3 separate regions of the Homo sapiens genome follow, and all the other regions are linked to region 1. The links are chromatin contacts, found by Hi-C or POLR2A ChIA-PET in ENCODE. All regions are on one chromosome and are shown on one strand. Each heading gives the region's core, a stretch centred on a gene start or an enhancer-like site at or near the end of the contact. The rest is flanking DNA. Distances are from core to core; before and after follow the strand shown.

Region 1 (4,902 bases), core at 1,730-4,229:
ATAAATAAATAAATAAATAAATAAATAAATAAGAGATATGAGAGCTTTTGTTTATATTTAAAAACACTACTATGTAAATTACATGAGAAGTTTTTCCCACAGCAAATCTCATTTATGAATGGTTCCTGTTTAAGTTATCACACAAGTGCAACTTAGGCTGTTAATGTGGGAGTGTAAAAGTGCCAGCCTGGGAGTCAGGAGTCAAGCTACATCCCACTAGATAAATGTGTGACTTCCCACAAGTCCCGTCCCCTCTCTGGGCCGCAGTTTTCTCATCTGTACAAGGAAGTGTTTAGACTACTGTTATGGGTTGAATTGCTGGCCCGGTCACCCACACCATCCCCAAATTCATATGCTGAAATCCTAGCCCCCAGTACCCCAGAGTGAAACAGCGTCGCTGCAGATGTAAATAATTAAGTTCATACAGGTGTAGGGTGGGCCCCTAATGCATTATGACTGGTGTCCTTATAAAAAGGGAAAATTTGGACAGAAACACAGACGCAGGGAGAAGGCCGTTTGAAGAAAAATGCAGAGATCAGGGTGATGCTTCTACAAGCCAAGAAATGCCAAAGATTGTCAGCAAACCACCAGAAAACAGAAGAGGGGCCTGGAACAGTCCTTCCTTCACAACCTTCAGAAGGAACCAGCCTCGCCAACATCTCCATCTCAGACTTCTAACCTCCTGAACTGGGAGATGATTAACTTCTGTTGTTGGAGCCACTTAGTTTGTGGCATTTGTTATGGCAGCTCCGGCAAACTACAACAACAGTGGTTCCCAGTTTTTTTGGGGGGGGGTGGACAGAGTCTTACTCTGTCACCCAGGCTGGAGTGCAGTGCAGTGGCACGATCTTGGCTCACTGCAACCTCCGCCTCCTGAGTTCAAGCGATTTTCTGCCTCAGCCTCCTGAGTAGCTGGGATTACAGGCATGTGCCACCACGCCAAGCTGGTTCCCAATTTTTTCACCATCAAGAACTATTTTGCTCTTTTTCCTTTTGTGGACCCAATTTATTTATTTAACAAATATTTATTAGTTCCTACTATATACCAGGCCCTACTCTAGGTATTGGGGAACAATAAGTCACAATTCCGTTCCCCCACTTGTGTTCATTCTATGTTTTAAAAGATTTATTCTATTAAGTATACTGTGGCTTATTTTCATAATAATCTGTGAACAGTCTTTTCTTATGGGATAACTAGGATAACCTCATCATGATATAGTAAGTGTCAAAAATCAAAGAACGGTGATATTTTAAGTAGCTTTGGATGCCTAACAGTAAATAGATTCATTAGGTTTTTAAAAATATTAAAAACTGCCTTCAGAACCACCATTACTACATTTATGGGTCCCTAGGGATTGAAGGACCTCACTGCAGGCTGATTAGCTAGAGCAGGGGTCAGCAAACTCTTCTGTAAAAGGGTCAGATGGTAAGAATTTTGGGCATTGCAGATCATTTTGGGCGTTGCAGATCATACCGTCTCTGTCACAACTACTCAACATTGCTGTTGTAGATAATACAAACAAATGAGAATGGCTGAGCTCCAATAAAATTTTATCAATAGACGCTGAAATTTGAATTTCATATAAATTTCACGTGTCATGTTATTCTTTTGACGTTTTCAACAATTTAAAAAGGAAAAACCATTCTTACCTCAGGGCTGTAGAAAAACAGGTGGTAGGCTCCATGTATTAGGTCGGCTGGCTCAGTTTGCCTACCCCAGAGCTAGATTCTCTTTGTACCCCAAGTTCTTACATTAGGTGGTTCTTACTCACCTAAAGGTCTAGATGAGGCCCAGATAGAGATTACTATTATTTTTATTAAATATTTTACAGTTTGTTTTTTAGAGACGGAGTCTTGCTATGCTGCCCAAGCTGCTCTGGAACTACTGGCCTCACGCAATCCTCCTGCCTCAGCTTCCCAAAGTGTTGAGATTACAGGCGTGAGCCAGCACAGTCAGCCCTAGAGGGGGATTATTCAGTTTGAACTAAAACCTGGACTTCCTGCTGCCCAGTCCATTGCCCTTTCCACCACTCTAAGCTGCTGGTTTAGTCATGATTTCAGATGTGGTCTTTGTATCCATGTGGTGCAGAAAATAGCTGTGTGGTCAGCGGCCCTTTCCAGGCGCTGACCATGTTAAGGGCTGTCCTCTTATTAGCAGCCAGTGGCAACTTAATTTTGTCAAGCCTGACTCCAGACTTACCCACCCTTTCGTTTTTACCTCTCTCGGGTTGCGCAGGCCCGGGAGGCCCATCTGTTCTTACTATTTGAGTCCCTGTTGTCTCATTGGCGGCTTTCTGAGCAGCTGCAAAATATGTTTTTAACTTTTAAGTGGAAGTTGGGGGTCACTGGCATCGAGTCTGGAACAGTCATTCTCAGCAAGAGCTCTTTGAACTCTGACATTCTCTAGTTTTACGGACTCGGGTGAGTGTTTTAACTCCTCCCAGCTGCCAAGGGCTTGACTTCCTACCACTGCGGGCAGTAATTAATGAGGCATTTATTTGCTCAAGTAGTGGCGAAATAATGCGCACTGCTTTTTTGTGTTGTCGTCGGCGGAATACGCTCAGTTGCCTAGCACCACAGCCCTCTGGCTGGTAGTCCCTCTTCGCGGCTCATATGCTCGGGTCTCCTTGCGGCCCCCAGCTCAGCGACCGAGACGCAGACGAGGACCAGTGTTCACGCGAGTTCAGGGGGCGGCGTAGCCGCCGCCCGCCCAGGAGGACCATGTTGCGCGGCAAGTCCCGGCTCAACGTGGAGTGGCTGGGCTACTCGCCAGGCCTGCTCCTCGAGCACAGGCCCCTCCTGGCAGGGCGCACGCCGCGGAGCCACCGCCGGTAAGTCATGTGAGCGCCCGCCCCCGCGCCGGCAACAGCCCTGCGTCGCTGCGGCGCGCCGCGCCGCGCCGCGCCTGCGTACTGTGGCCCGCCGCCCGGCGCGAACGGGCACTTCCGGCGCGAACGGGCACTTCCGGCGCGAACCGCTACTTCCGGTGCGAACCGCCTCGGCCGTTCCCTCGCGGAGCTTACTGAGCGCGGCCGCCGAGCCCAGCTCCGCCGCCGAGCGCCTGTGCCGGCACGGCTACACCATGGAGCGCCCGGATAAGGCGGCGCTGAACGCACTGCAGCCTCCTGAGTTCAGGTAGCCCTGAGCGGGGCCTGGACCGCGAGGCGGACTGGCCCCAGCCTGGAGCAGGGCTTGAGGGAAGGCCCTAGCTGAATGGGTGGGCGTGAGGTCTGGACCCCGGGGACCTGGCCTCAGGGAAGGGGGCGGGGAAAGCAGGTTGGAGCCTGAGACGTCTAAACTCCCGGCCCCGAACTTTCGCTCGGGAACAAGGGATCCGGGGTCATGGGGAATAGGTCAGTGGGCCTTCAGCTCATGCTCCTATCCTAGCACTTTCTCTCGCTGTGTCTATATTGCAGTCTCTTTCATTACCGCAGGGTCAGCCTTCTGAGGACAGGAATGCAGTCTCCTTCATCTCCGTGTTCCCTAGGGGGCCTGCATAGTCGGGGCTTAATAAATGTTTGCTGTATGAATGAAGGAGTAGAAGGGAATAGTCCCCTGGTGTGAGATTGCTTCACTTGGGGAATCAGTAAGATAGAGGCTGGTGACTGAGTTGAAGGAATGTATGAGAGAGCAGGTGGTTCTGGCCCACCCCAGTAGGCAAGGGAGTGGTGAGGGAGTTAGCTATCATTCGTTAAGACCTACTGTATGCCAGGCTCAGTGCACGTGCTTTACATACATTGTCAGAATTCTTAATTTCTCTAACTGCTTGATTTCCCAATTTTGAAGAGGATGCAGTTGAGGGTAAGTGACTTGAAACTGAGGGTGAGTGATTACAGAATTAGGCGACAAAGTTAGTATGTAATTGAAGCTAACGTTTGACCAAGCTCACTGACTCCAAAGCCCACGATCTTTGGAGCTCTGTGATGCCTTCTCTTTCCGACAGGGTCATTGTGAGTTTTTTTTTTTTTTTTTTAACTTTTATTTTAGGTTCATGAGTACATGCGCAGGTTTGTTATATAGGTAAACTGCATGTCACGGGGGCTTGGCGTACAGGTAATTTTGTCACCCAGGTAATAAGCATAGTACCCGATAGGCGTTTTTTCTGATTCTCTCCCTCCTCCCAGCCTCCACCCTCAAGTAGACCGCACTGTCTGTTGTTCCTCTCCTAGTGTCCATCTGTTCTTGTTGTTTAGTTCCCACTTATGAGAACGTGCAGTATTTGGTTTTCTTTTCCTGTCTTAATTTGCTTAGAATAATGGCTTCCAGCTCCAGTCATGTTGCTGCAAAGGACATGATCTCATTCTTTTTTATGGCTGCATAGTGTTCCATGGTGTATATGTACCGCATTTTCTTTATCCAGCCTCAATGTGGGTTTTTTTTTAATTATTCATTTATGAGAATACCAACATATTTTTATTAGATACACTTACAGCATAGTCCTTCTAGACTGATTCTGGTTTCCTAATGGAATTTGCAGTGAAATCTTGACTGTGGGAGAAAGAATTCCTGTTGTCTTACTTGCTACAAAAGGGAATGTGGTAGGCTCTGTCTGCTCAATGTTGGCTGCAGAAGTTTGTATGAAGTGGGAAAACTAGGTGGTGTTATAAATGGAGGCAGATTAAGGTTCATCCTGAACTTTTTCCTTTGTGTGAGGACAACTTTAATTCCAGCCTTTCTCATTCCTCACTTCTAACAAATCTCTGCTCAGTAACACCCAAAGATACATAGGATAAATCAATTGAATAGCATCAGTTGCTTTGTCTTGGATAAGCCACTGATTTTACCCAAGGTGGCTTGCATCAGCAAAACCAACAGCTCTTGTGGCTGGAATCCAGGGAGAAAATGTCCTATAAACAGTAGAGGAAGTTTGCTAGTTTTCAAAAGTTTGTATGTACACTTTGA
Region 2 (4,902 bases), core at 1,215-3,714, 830 kb before region 1:
ATGGAATCTCACTCTGTCACCCAGGCTGAAGTGTAGTGGTGCAATCTCAGCTCACTGCAACCTTCACCACCCGGGTTCAAGTAATTCTCCTGCCTCAGCCTCCCGATTAGCTGGGATTACAGGCGCCCACCACCACGCCTGGCTAATTTTTTTGTATTTTTAGTAGAGACGGGGTTTCACCATGTTGGCCAGGTTGGTTTCGAACTCCTGACCTCAAGTGATCCGCCCGCCTCGGCCTCCCAAGGTGCTGGGATCACAGGCCTGAGCCACCGCGCCCAGCCCATAGTGTACAACCTTTACAGTTTTCAAAGTGCTTCCTCATCTGTTGCCTCATTCGATCTCTGCACCTACACCGTGAGACAGGCACGGCAGGGGTTACTCTCTCCATTTCACAGGCCAAAGGCTAATCTTCTCTACTGGCCCTTTCTGGTTGAATTGCATCTTTCTAGAGGTGGGGCTGGGCTGGGGCTGGACCCTGGAAAAATCTTCAGGAATTACCTCCTTAGGATGAGACCATCCCTGCTCTGCACCTTCCCCACCTCCTAACCCCCAGCTCCTCCCAGCTCCATCGAAAAGCTTTGGCCTCATCTTGGGACACTTAACCAGGCCTATTATATGCAAGGTATCCCAGGCAGCTGCTGCCCTCCCTCCACCCATCCCCATTTTCCTCTATCCCTCTGCCCTAAGATTCACAGATACCAGGAATCCAGAGTTATTCAGCAGCCCACCAGGGAGCCTCTCTAGCATGCAAATTTACTGAGCGTGCTTTGAAATTCAGCACAAAAGTGAATGAGATTCAAAGGAGTTCATAGTCTGGGGAGGGGAGTTGGCAGAGCAGACGTGTAAGCAAATGATGACATCAGTACAACAAGAAGGGCTGGGTGGGGGAGACTTCTAATTGTGCGGGGGCCCAGGAGCAGCTGCTATTCTGCTGTCTTTCCAGGAGTTTGGCAAATCCAGGAGAGAGGACCAAGTGGAAAGGGCTGGAGGAAAGAAAAAACCCAGTGCATCAAGTTCCCTGGAACTAGGCCAGAGCTTGGGGTGAAGAGCAAAAAGAGGCACACTGGGAGAAGTGGCTAAAGAGTGGGTTGGGTTGGATTCTGGATGGCTTTGTTACTCTTCTAAGAAGTCTAGACTCTTCAATAAAGCATATATATATGCATATATAAATGATATATGAATATATGTGTATATGTGTGTGACTATGTAGAAACACACGTACACATATACACTGGTATCAGGTAAAATGCTGTTTTTAGATGCTGGAGAACTAACACATACAAGAGAAAAAAAACAGGTCATGATAAAGTCATCCTATTTACTCGAACTGCTCGCGTATAAGTATTATGCAGTACAAAGAATATTATGCTCATTTTTCTATGTGCCAGGTTGTCTTTTCTTTTTTTAATTTTTTTGACACGCAGTCTCGCTTTGTCACACAGGCTGGAGTGCAGTGGTGCCATCTCAGCTCACTGCAACCTCTCCCTCCCGGGTTCAAGCGATTCTCTTGCCTCAGCTTCCCGAGCAGCTGGTATTACAGACACCTGCCACCACGCCTGGATAATTTTTGTATTTTTAGTAGAGACGAGGTTTCACCATGTCGTCCAGGCTGGTCTCGAACTCCTGACCTCAGGTGATCCGCCTGCGTTGGCCTCCCAAAGTGCTAGGATTACAGGCGTGAGCCACCGCGCCCGGCCCAGATTGTTTGTTTTATTTGATTACACAATGAATTCTCTTCTTGAAGTTTGCCTTTCTTCTCTTTTTCCTGTCCCTTTCTTTTTACTGTATCAATAGTTGTCTGACCCAAACCTCAACAAGTAGAAGGAATTTTGGACTGAAATGTTTCCGTTCACTAAGTCTCAATTGCGTTCTTGGAAAGGTGCTGGCACAGCTGAGGGACACCCCAGCTGTTAGTTGAGTTTGTGAATTGCAGATCCTGCCCCAGAGTCAGTGAAATTTCTTTTTCCCTTATACTATCTCAACTTTACGCAGCCAACCCTGTGTACCCAATAATAGCTCAATTTAGTGGCATCCGCTAAAGTCTTGTATAGAGAAGTTTTCCCTCTGGATTTCCCCTTTACTGAAGAAAAATGGGGAGACCCAGACAAGGGTCCCGGGACTACGCTTCCCAGCCGCCTCCGCCCGGCGCCCAGTCCAACTTCCCTTACAGGGATGGCCCCTGGCATCTTGGCCCCGCCCATCCCCAGCACCATATTGCGAACTACAATTCCCAGCTGCCTCCATGCGTCGGACCCTTCAAAATGGGCTTCCCAGCAGCCTCTCGGGCGAAGAGCCCCGCCCTTCGGAGCTGCTCCCCAGGTCGACCCGGCGCACTCTTCCTGCCCCCTGCCCCGTCACGTGATGCAGTCCCGCCAACCGGCACGGGGAGGCGGGCAGCGGGCGGTGGCCGGGGGCGGGCAGGCCGTGGGGGGCGGACCCCAGAGGGGGCGGAGCAGGGCCCGGCAGCCGAGCAGCCTGGCAACGGCGGTGGCGCCCGGAGCCCGAGGTGGGTGCGCGCTCACGGCTGGCCTGGCTCGGAGCCGGGCACTGCGGGGACCCGTGGTGAGGGGATCGGGAGGAGGAAGTTGGGACTCCTTGGGCCAGCGGGTCGCGCGGGGCCTTGCCGCACCGTCAGGGTTGGGTGGGGGTTTCGTCCAAGCGCCGTCGCTGTCCCCGCGGGGCAGGGCTGAGGCCAGGGAGCAGCAGGCAGGTACCTCCGGCTTCCTCCCGTTCTCCCCGCCCAAGGTGGCCGGCCGGCGGCGGGCGAAGGTCGGGACGGGGGTAGGGGTTGGCTGGCCGTGGAGCTGGGGGCGGACGTCTCAGCCACTGCCTGGACTTTGCTTCCCCGTCCCGGGGCGGTGAGTGGGCCGGGCGTCCGCCCTGCCTCCCCGGCGACGCTCCGCGGCTGGTCCTCGCCTTGGCCCTCCGCACGGAGCGGGCGTCCGTCGCATCCCCGGTGGGCCCTGCGGAGCGGCCGCAGCCCGGCACTGGCCGCGAAGCCTCGATGGCCGCTCTCGGCCAGTGTTTCTGTGTCATACACGAGAGGTTTATCTGCTTTTGCAACAGTTGAGGGAAGATCTTAGAGGGAACGGTTAGTTCCCTGATACGCAGTCGGAAGTATGTACAGGCACGAGCAAGCGCCCGTGGCCGGGTTGCCTCCCTTAACTGTCTTTTGCTGCGCTCAGGAAGTGAAAACTAATTTTAGTATTTGCCTAAGCAAGTAAGAAGTGAATCTGCTGCAAAAATTATATTAGAGCTTTATAGACGCACGCATCGTTTGAGGCGAAGTGGGTTGCGACTGGTTTTGAAACAGATACACCAGATCTTCACAAGAATAAAATTATAGCATTTTAGAATTGACTGGCATCCTGAAGTTTACATTGTTCATTTGTTTCCTGGATGGGGGAACTGAGGCCCAGAGAGGGTAACTAATATGTCCCGGGCTTCAGGGCAACTTAATGGCAAAGCTAATATCACAAGCCAGCTCTTTGGGGGTATCTTGGTGTCTGTCTAGTCTGGATTCTTTTTACCACAGCTCAGTATTATTCCTTGTGAAATAAGCACCTTAGAGTCTTGAGACTGAGCCAGCAATTTTGCTAGACTGCAAACCATTTTGAATTTCCTTCAAAATCGGTTTACCAACCAAATAAGACAATCAGGCCTGTTACTTTGCAGACACGTTTGCCTTCATCCAACATATATATTGGGCACGATCATGTATTCACCAGATTTGATTCTGAATGGCTTTTGGCTGCTTCACAAAATCAAATCTACTTTTCAGAGATTCCACACCATGGGGGAGATTTGAACCAGTGGTGCTGCCTGCAGCACCAGTGTATAGTACCCTCCCGGGTGCTTGAGGGTGGATAACATTCACGGGGGGCTTGTAGATTCTAGTGTAGTTAGTAAATGATTGGTCTCTTTAACTTAAAGTTCTAACTACATTTATTAAGTTGTCGATGGTTTCATTCATTCATCAAACACAAGAATGCCAACGGTGGGCACTGGGAAGACAGCAAAGAGCCCCACTGCTGAGGTCCCTGCCTTATAGAGTTTATATGTGGGGAGGCACACAATAAAAAAATAAACAATGATATATTTTCTGGCAGAGATGAGCGCTATGAGAAAAAATAGAGCTCTGAAACCTTACAATGACAGTGAAACAGGCTGGCATGATTGAGAATGACTTGGGCATTACTTTGAATTTCTAGTTTTAGATTGCCAGCTGCTGCTCCAGTAAAGGAAATAAATCCAAAAGTAAATCTCTGAATCAAAGAGATTTTTTGGAGTCATCATTTCTCCAATGAGTGTCTTTTAGATGGTAAGCTCATCCCAGCCTCATTTTTACTCACATTTCCCCCCACCCCGACATGCAAACAGTAAGTGATTTCAAATACCTAGAGAGGTATTTTTCAAATCCTTTGCTGTTTTCATAGTTAGATAGCTGACTGTAGCTACAGAAAGCTCTGCTGAGGTCAATATTGGTTGTTGATTTCATGCCGGTGTCTGCTGGACTCTCAGGCTACCTTGCACAAGGGTTTCTCTTCCTGTGCAATGGTTTGTACTGTGAACCTCTTATCTGAAATGATCATCAGTCCTTGTGTGGTTTGTAAAGAAACTAGTTCATTTTGAAATAGCTCAAGAGAAAAGAAGCACTCATTCTTAGGAACAAGAGTGCTCGCTAATAAAATGGCATTAATGAGAGTTGACTGTAAAAGTTCATCTGTTTAATACCTTCTAAGTTCTCTCATATTCTGTATGTTCAATGGCTTCAAAGCAAAATTTTAAACTTTTACAGGTCTGAAAAATAATTAAAGTTACAAAAAATACTTTAATATTTTTTGTTCCAAAATGAGAGGCAGATTAACAAAATGTAGTTACTTAGAAACCACTGAAAACACA
Region 3 (4,902 bases), core at 1,098-3,597, 700 kb before region 1:
TGGATTGTGAACATCCTGAAGGTGGACCCCTCAGGAAAGGCTTTGTGCCCTCCCCGTGGTAATGAGTGAATCCTCGTTCTATGAGTTCATGCAAGAGCTGGTCGTTTGAAAGAGTCTGGTGCCTCCCTCACCTTTCACTTGCTCCTTCTCTCACCATTTGACATGCCTGTTTCCTCTTCGCCTTCCACCATGATTGTAAGCTTGCTGAGGCCCTTACCAGAAGCAGATGCCAGCACAATGCTTCTTGTACGGTCTGCAGAACTGTGAGCCAAAATAAACTTCTTTTCTTTATAAATTACCAGGTCTCTGGTATTCCTTTACAGCAAAGCAAAACAGATTAATATACCTACTAATCCACACCTTTGCCCATAACTGTGCCTTCTGCCTGGAATAACTTGACTCCTTTGCCTCATCAAGGATTTACTCATCTTTAAAGATTCAGTTTTATGTCACCTTTTTGGGGAAGTTTTCCTGACCTCCTCTTCTCCTATGGATTGGGGTAGGTGTTCCACATCCTGTGCAATTGTCCCCATTATAGCACTTGCCAACTTGTAATGTCATTGTTAATTTGTCTGTCCCCTTCACTGGATTGTGAACATCTTAGGCAGGGATATGTCAGATTCATCTCTGTCCTCTAAATCCTAAGTGTACTTAACTGAATTGGAAGTATGACAGTGTCACAGTGAATTCCTCTTTGGCCTAATGTTTCTTAAAGAATATGGTACTTAAAATATGCTTAAAGTTGCACTGTTTTCTTTCTGACAATTCTCAGCACAGCTAAGATGCTTGCAGCTACTTGTAACAAAATACCCAACTAAAAGTGGGTGTCTTAGTGTGCTTAGGCTGCCAAAACAAAATACCATAGACTGGGTGGCTTAAACAACAGAAATTTTCTCACAACTCTGGAGGCTGGAAAGTCCAAGATTAAGTGTCCAGCAGGGACCTAGTAAGGGCTCTGTTCCTGGCTTGCAGATGGCCACCTTCTTGCTGTGTACTCACACGGCCTTTTCTCAGTGTGTGCATGTGAGTGCATGAGATCAAGCTCTCTGGTGACCCTTCTTAAAAAGCACCAGTTCCATCAGACTAGAGCTTGGCCCTCATGACCTAATTGCCTCTCAAAGACCCCATCTCCAAATACCATCACACAGGGAATTAGGGCTTCAACATATGGACTTCAGGGGGATGAAAACATTCAGTCCATAACAGTGGGTTAACCATTTGATTTAATAATTTTAGAAAGCCAGCAACCTGCAGTCGGTGATTCTCCAGTGTGAGATAGGAGCTATTATTGTCTGGGGATCTTCCTTTCCTTCCTCCTAGCCCTCCTCACTCTGTCATCTTCTTACCCCAGGCTCACCTCCTCTTGTGCGTAAGATGGCTGTCGGGGCTTCAGGCATCATATCCTCAAAGTTCAGTTTGAAGTTATTAAGCTGGTGGGGCAGGATGGGTCTGGGATGGGCATGAGTAACTCCCTGTCTGCAGATCTGCCTTTTAACAGTGAGCAAATTGTTCCCTTTATATCTTCTTTTCCAGACCTGGGTCGCAGGCCTCCTGTCTACACCCAGAGCAATCACAGGCAAAGAGGCTTAATCACGAGCCACACACCCACTCCCAACTTAATCAGGGGTGAGGTGAGAGGGGATGAGCTGTTGGATATTCGAACCCAAACAAAATGAGCAAGGAAATAAATCTAGCCCAGAAAGCAAATGTCCTAAATGCCTCACCAAGATATTGGCTTGATGTTCATAGCAGTGATTTTTTAATCAACAGAAGTTAAATGTTACTCTTAACATAAACCATGGGCGGAAGCTCCGAGGGCGGCATCAGAACACTTGGTTGCCCTACAGATGGCAAGGGGGTGGGTTTGTGGCGGGGCGGCGGGGTGCGTATGGAGGGGGAGAGTGGAGGGAAGAATGGGGTGGGGAGGAATTGCTAAAATGCACGGAATTGCTCCTGCTTCAAGATGTCAAGACCGAGGGAGCTTGAGCTGTTCTATACCTTTTCCGGGAAGGACAACTGAGGTGGGAAATCATTTTTGATACTTGAATGTCTTCAAACTTCTTTTTACACCCCACGTCTCTGCAGTCAACCCGGTGTGACTATAGAGTGAAGCACGCTACGCATAATCCGTTTGGGGATTCCGAACCCCAGTGGCTCTGTACGCACCCAGGTCGCTGGAGCAGGAGGTCCCAGATCCCCGCTGTAAGGCTCCGTGGGCGAGCGCCCAGGTGGGGCTGGGCGAGGTGGGGGTTCCCGGCGCCGGCCCCGCGCGCCGCCCTCCCCGCCCCCGCTCCCGCCCCCCGACCCCCGCGCGCGCGGCCTTGTGGGTAACGCGGGGCCGCCAGGTGACAGCTAATGGCGGCGGCCGCCTGAGGCGGGCGGGCGGTATAGAGCGGGCGGCAGGAGGCAAGCAGCGAAACCTTCCCGGCCGCCGCTCCCGTCCCGACGGCGGCTTCCCCAAGGCGGCAGGACTCGGCGCGCCATGGACAGGCCGGCGGCGGCGGCGGCGGCGGGCTGCGAGGGCGGCGGGGGCCCGAACCCGGGGCCGGCGGGCGGCAGGAGGCCTCCTCGGGCCGCGGGGGGCGCCACCGCCGGCTCCCGGCAGCCCAGCGTGGAGACCCTGGACAGGTAAGCGGGGCCCGGGCTGCCCCGGCCTCCCGCGCCCCGACTCCCGAGGGCCCCGCGCGAGGCCAGCCCGCCCCCTCCCCGCGCGCTGCGCAGGGCCTGGCGGTGGCGGGGTGGGCGGCCCCTCTTCATCCCCTCTGGGCCCTCCTCCCCCCCACCCCCGGAAACCTCAGCGCCCCATCCGGGGACTGCTGCCCTCGGACCTGCTGCGGGCCGCGCACCTGGCTCACTTCCGCCCCGAGAGCCCCAGCTCCTGGAACCCCGGGAGGGGCTTCGCAGCTGTCAAACCACTTCCGGCGCCGCCACCTGCTGCCCTTGGCGATCGCTTGGCTGTCCCTGCCCAGGCCACCAATCCTCTTGGGAGGGAGATCCCACCCGGGCTCTCCTCTTCTAGCATCACCTTGCCTCGTGTGGTTTTAAGACCCCAATTCTGCTGTGGCTGCTTAGGGTCTTTGATGGGGGGTTGGGAGTGAGGACGGGGAGATGGGACCCCGCGGGCGTGGGAGCTGGTGCAGATCGAGGCAAAAATCTGAGATGGAAAACGTCCAAACTGCTCAGGAGGCAAGAAAACAGAACCATTTACTTTCAGTTCTTCACACTTTGAGGGAACCAGTTTATTGTTTTCATGAACACACAAGCAAGCCTACTGCTTCTGAGGCAGCTGCAGAACTAAGAGAAATCAGTTAGAAACATAAAGTGACCGTGTCGAACTGGGAGGGGCCACCGCCTCCTCCGACGACAAGAGATGGCCTATCGTGTAACCCGGAACATCCAGTTTTCCCACAACTTGGCCATTTCCCTGACACCAGAGTGCACTCAGGCAGCATGCACTGTTGGAATGTAGCTCAGTCAGTTTTACATGCCCATTCCTGCCTGTCTTGGTCATCCCATTGTGCCAAACTTTTGGGAGTTTCCAAAAGCACAGAAACAAGAAACATTCCCTTCACTTTTGTTTCTACCTCAGTGTAATTACAATATATTTTAATAAATTAATCACCCAAGTGGTTAGTGTCACTGAAAACCAGTCACAGCTAAGACAGCACTTGAAATGGTGAGGACTTCACTCATCTGCAAATATTCAACCACACACGAGGTCTGGGCGATTCAGAGAATAGCACAACACGGCTTTTGCTGCCTTACCATTTTGCTAGACTTACCATCTAGTGGAGAATACAAACCAACCAACAGTGGAAATCGAATGTGATAAATGAGATAGGTGGTAGAGGCGAACACAGAAGTACTCAGGATGGGCATGCATCAGAATCATTTAAGAAGCCAAAGGAGACCAGAATGTGTCACCCCCAAATATGCCTCATCTTCTGGTTTCCTTCAGAGATTTTGATGATCAGGGAAAGCCTGAGAAAGCTGACATTTGAGTAATGCCCCCAAAGAGGCGAGGGATCCAGCCATACAGATACCTGGGGGTGATAGTATTCTAGTCAGAGGCCTGTGCAAAGCCCCTGAGGTGAATGTGAGCCAAGTGTTCCTAGATCAGCGAGGAGACTAGGTGTCACTAGCAGGGAGGGAGCTAGGGAGAGACAAGTAAGGGATGACGTTAGAGAAGTCACAGAGCCAGATGGTGGAGAGCCTCAGAGGCCATGGGGAGCCACTGGGGACTTTGTGCAGAGGAGTGACATCATCTGTTGTAGATTTCAGTAGGCTCTCCATGGTGCTATGTGGACAATAGAGTGAAAGGGGAAGGAGCTGAAGCAGAGACTGTCAGTAGGAGGCTATTGTAGTAAGCCAAGTGAGATGGTGGTCCAGAGTGGAGCGGAGGAGGGGAGAAGTGGTCAGATACTACATGTAATTTGAAGACCTGCAGGGTAGAGCCAATGGGGTTTGCTGAAGATTGGTTGGTTGGTATGAGAGAAGAATCTGGGAGAATTCCAAAATTTTAGCTTGTGGGAAAATTGTGTTGCTGAGATGGAGAAGTCTTTCTAAGGTGGAGCAGGGTTAGAAAATAGCAGGCTCTTCGCTCTGGACATATCAATTTTGAGATGCCAATTATATGTCCCAGAATAGATGTCAAAGATATAGTTGATCTATCTGAGCCTGGAGTTCAGGGTTGTCTGGGCTGGAGATTCAAACTGGGGAGTCATGGGCTTATAGATGAGGCTTAAATTCATGAGGCAGGTGGAGTTCACAGAAGAATGATGGAGGTCTGGAAAAGGGAATTGGGCTAGGAATAGGGCTGGGTGGATTTTCAAGATGCTTACCAGGTAAGAGTGACCCGACATGGTGAGCATTCAGATGTGAGGGGGGAGTGCCGGGTGGACT

The links. Hi-C counts contacts between places; a loop is a spot of excess contacts on that map. ChIA-PET counts read pairs that join two places held with the same protein, here RNA polymerase II (POLR2A). Pooled maps may share reads with other maps.
Region 2: a loop to region 1 is called in a map of OCI-LY7, with 23 times the contacts of the local background. The contact joins the promoter of MTM1 here to the promoter of VMA21 in region 1. A Hi-C loop is called at or near these places in 3 of 168 maps with a recorded cell type or tissue (CD4-positive, alpha-beta memory T cell, CD8-positive, alpha-beta T cell and OCI-LY7), 8 of 37 single-sample maps with no recorded cell type and 17 of 50 pooled maps. POLR2A ChIA-PET finds 5 or more read pairs at or near these places in 2 of 52 experiments (OCI-LY7 and activated CD4-positive, alpha-beta T cell).
Region 3: a map of CD8-positive, alpha-beta T cell shows a loop between it and region 1 (8-fold over the local background). The contact joins the promoter of MTMR1 here to the promoter of VMA21 in region 1. A Hi-C loop is called at or near these places in 4 of 168 maps with a recorded cell type or tissue (CD8-positive, alpha-beta T cell, ascending aorta and naive thymus-derived CD4-positive, alpha-beta T cell), 8 of 37 single-sample maps with no recorded cell type and 20 of 50 pooled maps. POLR2A ChIA-PET finds 5 or more read pairs at or near these places in 5 of 52 experiments (B cell, CD4-positive, alpha-beta memory T cell, GM12878 and 2 more).

Annotation. Positions count from the first base shown.
Region 1 is chrX:151,394,227-151,399,128 of GRCh38, forward strand. It overlaps VMA21 (vacuolar ATPase assembly factor VMA21), which reads left to right and starts at 2,980. Exons shown (of 3, transcript NM_001017980.4): 1 at 2,980-3,135. The coding sequence starts at 3,083. RefSeq lists a silencer at 2,821-2,980 and enhancers at 3,261-3,410, 3,471-3,530.
Region 2 is chrX:150,566,157-150,571,058 of GRCh38, forward strand. MTM1 (myotubularin 1) reads left to right here and starts at 2,465. Exons shown (of 15, transcript NM_000252.3): 1 at 2,465-2,506. RefSeq lists enhancers at 1-60, 61-982 and a silencer at 2,267-2,946.
Region 3 is chrX:150,691,049-150,695,950 of GRCh38, forward strand. It overlaps MTMR1 (myotubularin related protein 1), which reads left to right and starts at 2,348. Exons shown (of 16, transcript NM_001306144.3): 1 at 2,348-2,628. The coding sequence starts at 2,483. RefSeq lists silencers at 2,279-2,348, 2,659-2,798 and enhancers at 3,692-3,791, 3,812-3,891.